Linked DNA regions of Homo sapiens: all the other regions are linked to region 2. A link is an interaction called in ENCODE POLR2A ChIA-PET data of the cell type or tissue named here. Cell type or tissue: OCI-LY7. All regions are shown on one strand.

Region 1 (2,500 bases), 480 kb after region 2:
AGCCTCCCAAGTAGCTGGGATTACAGGCGCCAGCCATTGTGCCTAGCTAATTTTTGTATTTTTAGTAGAGATGGGGTTTCACCATGTTAGCCAGGCTGCTCTCAAACTCCTGACCTTGTGATCCTCCTGCCTCAGCCTCTCAAAGTGCTGGATTACAGGTGTGAGCCACCGGCCCTAAATTTTTTTTAGAGATGAGATCTCACTATGTTGCTCAGGCTAGTCTTGAACTCCTGATCTTTTTTTCTTTTTTTCTTTTGAGATTAAGTTTCACTCCTGTTGCCCAGGCTGGAGTGCTCACTGTAACCTCCATCTCCCGGGTTCAAGCGATTCTCCTGCCTCAGCCTCCCGAGTAGCTGGGATTACATGCATGTGCCACCATGCCCAGCTAATTTTGTATTTTTGGTAGAGACGGGGTTTCTCCATGTTGGTCAGGCTGGTCTTGAACTCCCGACCTCCGGTGATCCGCCCACCTCAGCCTCCCAAAGTGCTGGGATTACAGGTGTGAGCCACCATGCCTGGCCTATTCTCTTAACTTTCTATTCCTTTTCTTACACTTACTTAAGGTCCAATGTGCTCTTTTCTTCTATCTTATTAAAATGGATGCTCATGTGATATCAGCAAAATGGTGGACGACAAAGCTCCAAGCTTTCATTATCCAACAGAAACTTCATAAAACAACCAGAAATGAGCTGAACTAACCTGTAAGAGCTCCAAAAAACAGTTAAAGGTTTACAGTAACCAAGTGAATGCCCACCTTCCAAATGTTAAGAAAGTTTTGTCGTGTCTTTATTTGCCCTCGTCCCCTCCTCCTCCCTGATGCGGCAGTGCTCTTAGTCTGGAAGAGGCAGCAGCCTAATTCCAAGTTCCCTCCCTTAAATGGAAGGGAGAAGAGCAAAGCTTTTTGCAAATTATTGTGCGCATATGGGGGTTACCTAAAGGACTGGCCTCAGGTCTCAGAAAAGCGGTAGTCATTGCTCATGAAAGCTGCAAGGAGACTACAGACCCACTGACATGTGGAGTAAAAGACTATGGGTGGATACATACAGTAGACCATGTAAGGCCCCAGGAGAAACCGGACTGAGACTCTTTAGGAAATAAGACATTCAAAAGCAGCCATGTATATGGGGAAATTGGGAAGTTACACATGCCCAGGTAAGACACTTGGTCAGAAAAGCCCTGAAAAGACCTTAAGCCTTCACCTCAGCTGATCCCTAGGCTCAAAGCAAGCCTTGCTCAGTGCTGAAGAACTGTACCAGTATAGAGCCAATCTGCAAAGACTAGGGGAGTTAGCTGTTTTTTCAAATGTCTACTTTTCAACAAAAACTACAAAAATTACAAGGCATACAAAGAAACAGGAAAACATGGCACATTCAAAGGAGTAAAATTAATTGGCAGAAACCATTTCTGAGGACATCCAGACATTTGACTTACCAAAGACTTTAAAACAATTGTCTTAAATTTGCTCAAAGAGCTAAAAGAAAACATGGGCAAAAAACTAAAGGAAATCAGGAAAATGGTATATTAACAAAATTAGAAAACCAAGAAAGGGACAAAAATTGTAAAAAGGAGCTAAACAGAAATTCTATAGCTGAAAGACACAATAACTGAAATGAAAATTTACTAGAGGAGCTCAAACACAGAAGAATCAGTGAACTTGAAAATAAGACAATTGAAATTTTCAAATCTGAGGAGCATAAAGAAAAATAAATAAAGAAAAGTGGATAGGCCAAGTGAGGTGGCTCATGCCTGTAATCTCAGCACTTTGGGAGGTCAAGGCGGGTGGATCACTTGAGGTCAGGAGTTCGAAAACAGCCTGGCCAACACAGCAAAACCTTATCTCTGCCAAAAATACAAAAATTAGCTGGACATGGTGATGAGTGCCTGTAATCCCAACTACTCAGAAGGCTGAGGCAGGAAAATTGCTTGAACCTGGGAGGCAGAGGTTGCAGTGAGCCAAGATTGTGTCACTGCACTCTAGCCTGGGCAACAGAGTGAGGCTCTGTCTCAAAAAAAGAAAAAAAGAAAAGTGGACAGAGACCAAGGAACTTGTGGAATACCATTAAGTAGACCAACATATGCATTACGATTCCCAAAGAGGGGTTAGAGAAAGGGGCAAAAAGATTATTTGAAGAAATGGCTGCAAACTTCCCAAATTTGATGAAAGGCACTAATCTACAAATCCAAGAATCTCAATAAACTCCAAGTAAAATAAATCCAAAGAGACTCACACTGAGACACATTATAATCAAACTGTTGAAAGACAGAGAATCTTGACAGCAGCAAGAGAGAAGCAACTCATAATGTACAAGTGATCCTCAATAACACTATCAGCTGAAGTCCAATCACTCTGAGGGAAAAGAAAAAAAAAAAGACTACTGGCCATTTTCTCAGCAGAAACCCTGGATGCCAGAACGCAGTGGGATAATACATTTAAAGTGCTTTAAAAAAAAAAAAAACTGTCAGGACAGGCATGCTGGCTCACACCTATAACCCCCAACAC
Region 2 (2,500 bases):
AACCAGAGATGTCTGTGCAGGAGGCAGAGACCGTGACCCTGAGCTGCACATATGACACCAGTGAGAGTGATTATTATTTATTCTGGTACAAGCAGCCTCCCAGCAGGCAGATGATTCTCGTTATTCGCCAAGAAGCTTATAAGCAACAGAATGCAACAGAGAATCGTTTCTCTGTGAACTTCCAGAAAGCAGCCAAATCCTTCAGTCTCAAGATCTCAGACTCACAGCTGGGGGATGCCGCGATGTATTTCTGTGCTTATAGGAGCGCACAGTGAGACAAGCAACAGGGAGAGGCTTACAGAAACCTCAGACCTCAGCATCTGTGCAAAGGTCAGGGGGAAGTGTTCAGGGTTATAGGAACATAAAGAGGAAATAATTGTCTTCCCTAAAGAAAAAAAAATGTATCTGACTATAGGAAACACAGAGGGGATGTCTATAAGCTGTAATTTTTGAAATAGTAATAAAATAATGAATCCACACATGCCTTATAGATTTTCAAAGTACCTTCACATGTTAATCCATTAAACCTGCATAAGCCTGTGTGTTACATAGGTCAGATCAGATATTCTAAGGATCACTGCTATCCAGAGAATCTTAGAGCTTGACCTAAAGCTATATTCTTTTAGAATTATATATTTTTGCTTTATTATTTTAATTACTATCTATCTGTACATCCCATGATCATATCAAAGTCAATATATCCAAAACTGAATTTCTTACCATCTCCACAAACCTTTATTTTTTCTTCATTTTTTTCTCCTCAGCCTTGCTCAAGATTCAGGAACACAATAAAAGTTTGCTATTGCTGGGTTTCCAGTTTGGGGAATTTCTTCACCCTCGACTTTCCAGCCTGGGCTATCAGATTTTTATGCATACCTTATTACATTCTAATTATAAAATGGTGCAAAAAAAAACACTACATCATGTCAGTCTCACTGTTTCCCCTCTATCCGTCATTCTTTCTGACTTTAACCTGGCTTAATCCTGTATTTCTTAACGTTCTTTAAAGCATCATTTGTCTTGACATAAGAAAGTAAGGAAAGAAAGCAAACGACTGTCAAGTAGGATTTCATGTACTGCTAGTACTCACCAGCAAACGCTAAAAAAAAAAAAAAAAGAGGAAGTTAACTTCTGGTAATGCTATAATTGCTTCTGGTAAGGCAACCTAGCAGGTGGTGACAATTTTGATAAACCTGGTCCAACAGGGAGACCAAGCAGCTGCCATGGTCCAAGTCTCCACCCCTATGTCTTCTGAGAATTGGGAGATGCCTGGACCGTGAGAGGATTCTCCCTTATGCTAAGGGAAAAATTAAAATAAATGAAAAAAATAATGCCAACATTTCTTTTTATGCCCACAATTCCCCCAATACATCTCCTTCACTATTAAGCCCCTTGTGGAGCATTTTATTCCATCTGCTCACTGTGGGTGGCGAGAGGAAGTTTGGAATGACAAACAGCCGAAATAATTAAGTCCAATAAGCAGGCTCCAGAGCTTAGGCTGGGGGTCTGTTTGGAATGAGTGGTGAGAGTGACTGGATGTGGAAGAGGGTAAGGGGAGGCCAAGACCAAACTGCAGAATCATAATTCAGATTGCCGAGTCATTTCCCAAACACAGCAGCTTCAGTAACGCCACACCCTAGCCCAGCTTAGCACCCAGGCTTCTGCTTGTCTGAAAAAGTGGGGTAGGCACCAATCAAAATGAAAACCTTTCTCTCACACGAGGAAGACACCTTCAGGCTATTCAGGTTTTGTCCTCCCTTTTACCCCTGAGGCCCATGAGTCACCCAGACTTAGATTCGGGCTAGTTACCAAGTTTCATATCAAAGCTCACTTCTTTCTATCCTTGCTTCTAGTGCTTTCACGCAGCTCCTCTCATTTGAATTAATAAATAATCATTAATCTACTCTCTCTACCTTCGATTGTGTCCTCTTTTAATATGGTTTAGCTGTGTCCCCACTCATATCTCAACTTGAATTGTATCTCCCAGAATTCCCACATGTTGTGGGAGGGAACCAGGGGGAGGTAATGGAAACATGGGGGCTGGTCTTTCCCATGCTATTCTCATGATAGTGAATTAAGTCTCACAAGATCTGATAGGTTTATTGTGGGTTTCTGCTTTTGCTTCTTCCTCATTTTTCTCTTGCCGCCGCCATGTAAGAAATGCCTTTCACCTCCCACCATGATTCTGAGGCCTCCCCAGCCATGTGTAACTCTAAGTCCAATTAAACCTCTTTTTCTTCCCAGTCTCAGGTATGTCTTTATTGGCAGGGTGAAAACAGACTAAAATACACCCTTCAAACATTGCTTCACATAGCTGTCCCAGTGAGCATCCTATAATAAAAATCAGATCATGTACACACACCTCTGCCTCAATAAAGCCTCATTTCCCACAGAAAGGCCCAGTGATTATTTAGAATATAAGTCCATCAAAGCGGAGGCCACCACTGTATCTCCAGCACTTACCATGCCTAACAGGGTAAATGGTCAGGGTCATCTACTG
Region 3 (2,500 bases), 88 kb after region 2:
TTAAGGATCATTGGGTTGTAAAAATCTTGAGCTAGAAAGCATTCCATCGTTTTATTGTTGATACAACTATATACAGAAGCCCATTATCAATCTATTTATTTCACCACAGAGAGCTATAATACACCCATTGACCATCAGTACCAGTATATTAATTTTCACTTCTGGGATTTCCAGCCTACTCTTAGCTTCAATGTTAGTGTGAATATTTCATGGTAGAATGCACAAACTTTGAGGAAGGTGCAATGCTTTCCCTGTTTCTTCCACTTATGTTCAGGTTCTGCACATACTGTATGTTCTCCATAAATATTTATTGGTGAAGAGAACAGTTATTAATGTAAGAATCTCTCTATTCAGAAAATATCCAAGGAAACTGTGATAGCTGCTGGTTTCCAAAGATGGTCTTCCAATGAACTATGTCTCTCAGTATTCGGAATTTTGCATAATTCCTTCCCCTTGATCTGGACTGGCTCTGTGACTTGATTATAACCAACAGAACATGGTGGTGGGTTAAGCAATACTCATTTCATAGGGGGCATTTCTGGTCACATGATACTTAATGGTCCATGGTCAAATACTAGGATCCAGCAAAGAGCCAAGAGCTGTTTCTCAAAAAAAAAAAAAAAAAAAAAGAAAAAGAAAAAGAAAAAAAAAGAAAAAAGAAAAAAAAAGTTATCTGCAGAGTATGGCATGGCTTTGCTCCCAGATTCTAAAAGTCTGTTCTGGAATTTACCTAAGAGGCCTGCCAAAAGCTCAATAGGCACTTTAAGCACCACTGAATCAGATGTGTCATATGACCAAAGTGGCAGGGAAGCTTGCCACCCTCTCACAAGGGCTTGTCTTTCGCCAGGCCTTATTCAAAACTGGAAGCCTTTCAGATTACTCATTCAGCAAATAGGTTTAGACTATAACAACACACCCAAATAAGATATGTTGCCTCCAAAATCCAATGAGGCACACCAGAAATTGGGACTCTTTCTTTATGGTAGGAGAGACCAGATGTAGCATTGAACTTCACCTTGAAAGAGATATCTCAACTTTCCCCAGACCATGAAACCCCAAGAAAGTTCCTGAAGGAGCAAACTTCTAAATTTTTCTGGGATTTATTTCACAACCTCTTGCCTCTATGGGTCTTACCAAGGTGTCTAAAGTAGTTGCGATTTCCTGGTCCACCAGTGTAGAGGATCCATGTGGTGTGTTGTGAAATGAAGAGGCAATCAATTTCCTGTGGAATAGAATAGGCCAGGGTTGGAGAGTTGATATAACCCTGAGGTGAAACAAGGAGGGTACCTTGTTTCACCCTTCCAGATGAAAGAAAAATGCTTCTGATAGTCTCTACTAACATGTATATAGAGGAAAAAATGACTTCCCATATCAGTATTCATATATTAGATGTACATATATTGATTTACTATAGCAATGAAACCACATCTGGAACAGCAGCTGTGATTGTACTCACCACCTGATTAAGTTTACAATAATCCTTTGTCATTCTTCAAGATCCATCTGTCTTCTGCACAGGCCAGATAGTTGAGTTGAATGGAGGTGTGGTGAAAATCACCAGCCCTGCATCTTTTAAATCTTTTATAGAGGCACTAATCTCTACAAGTCTCTACAGAATGCAGTGCTGCTGTGGATTTACTAGTTTGGAATACAAAGGCAGTTCTAATGCCTTCTACTTGTCCTCACTCCTCAGATCAGATAATCAATGTAGTTATTCTGCCTTTCCTGAGTGTGCCTCCTTCAGTTAAGCATTCTAGAACTTGGGAAATAACCATGGGGTAAGTTCAGAGCTAACTGGATGCAATATGAGATGGACCTGAGCCAAAATACCATTAATCATTCAGCTTCAATAAACCCCTACTCTGGTAAATAGGCAATAGTAGCATATTGTGTCTCCAAGGACTGGTATCATTTCAGAGCCAATGTCCAGAAATCCCCCAAAGGTCTGGTTATTTACCCTTCCCAAATGCACTATGACCTTGGCAAATGGCTTTAGGTCTTTTCAGGGAAGGAAAGAAAGAGAAATTACAGTCTAAACTTTTGGAATGTAAATATAAATTAGAAAAAATCCTGCAGTCCTTTTGGCAGGCAGGGTACCTCATCATTTTGTTCCTGCCCTGATATGGGTTGCCAGGAGTTGAGTCTAGCTATAGGCATACAAACAGTGAAAGATGTTGGGGGTGAGTCTTGAGGGGTCTCAGCAATTTTCCACAGAGTAAGTCCTTACAGCCTTTTCAATCAAGGGAGGACTAAACTCCTCAGAGGGAAAGGCTGCTTCTGCTGGGAAAGGAGACAGGGCTTTCAAGGTTCTCAGCTTCCAAAGAATCTGCCTACATGTTGCCATCTCAATTTTCAGGGGAGGAAAGAAGGAGAAATTACAGTCTAAACTTTTGGAATGTAAATATAAATTAGAAAAATCCTGCAGCCCTTTTGGCAGGCATGGTACCTCATCATTTTGTTCCTGCCCTGATACAGCCTGCCAGCTCTGTCCCAATCAAAG

Evidence for each region. ChIA-PET counts read pairs that join two places held together with the same protein. Peaks named below come from ENCODE experiments on the same cell type or tissue, not always from the same donor. Only the 100,000 strongest peaks of a DNase experiment are listed, where the experiment ranks them.
Region 1: POLR2A ChIA-PET joins it to region 2 with 7 read pairs; 2 of 35 experiments call an interaction of 5 or more read pairs at or near these places.
Region 3: POLR2A ChIA-PET joins it to region 2 with 6 read pairs; 4 of 35 experiments call an interaction of 5 or more read pairs at or near these places.

Annotation. Positions count from the first base shown.
Region 1 is chr14:22,759,797-22,762,296 of GRCh38, forward strand. The region is part of intron 1 of OXA1L-DT (OXA1L divergent transcript); the gene reads right to left. Among named protein-coding and RNA genes, the nearest start is that of OXA1L-DT, 5.5 kb to the right of the region's middle. In OCI-LY7, no CTCF peak of the experiment used is centred here; no DNase peak of the experiment used is centred here.
Region 2 is chr14:22,281,482-22,283,981 of GRCh38, forward strand. It overlaps TRA and TRAV38-2DV8. Among named protein-coding and RNA genes, the nearest start is that of TRD-AS1, 200 kb to the right of the region's middle. In OCI-LY7, no CTCF peak of the experiment used is centred here; DNase peaks (open chromatin) are centred at 270 and 1,160; H3K4me3 peaks cover 1,867 bases; H3K27ac peaks cover 1,836 bases.
Region 3 is chr14:22,369,472-22,371,971 of GRCh38, forward strand. It overlaps TRA. Among named protein-coding and RNA genes, the nearest start is that of TRD-AS1, 110 kb to the right of the region's middle. In OCI-LY7, no CTCF peak of the experiment used is centred here; no DNase peak of the experiment used is centred here.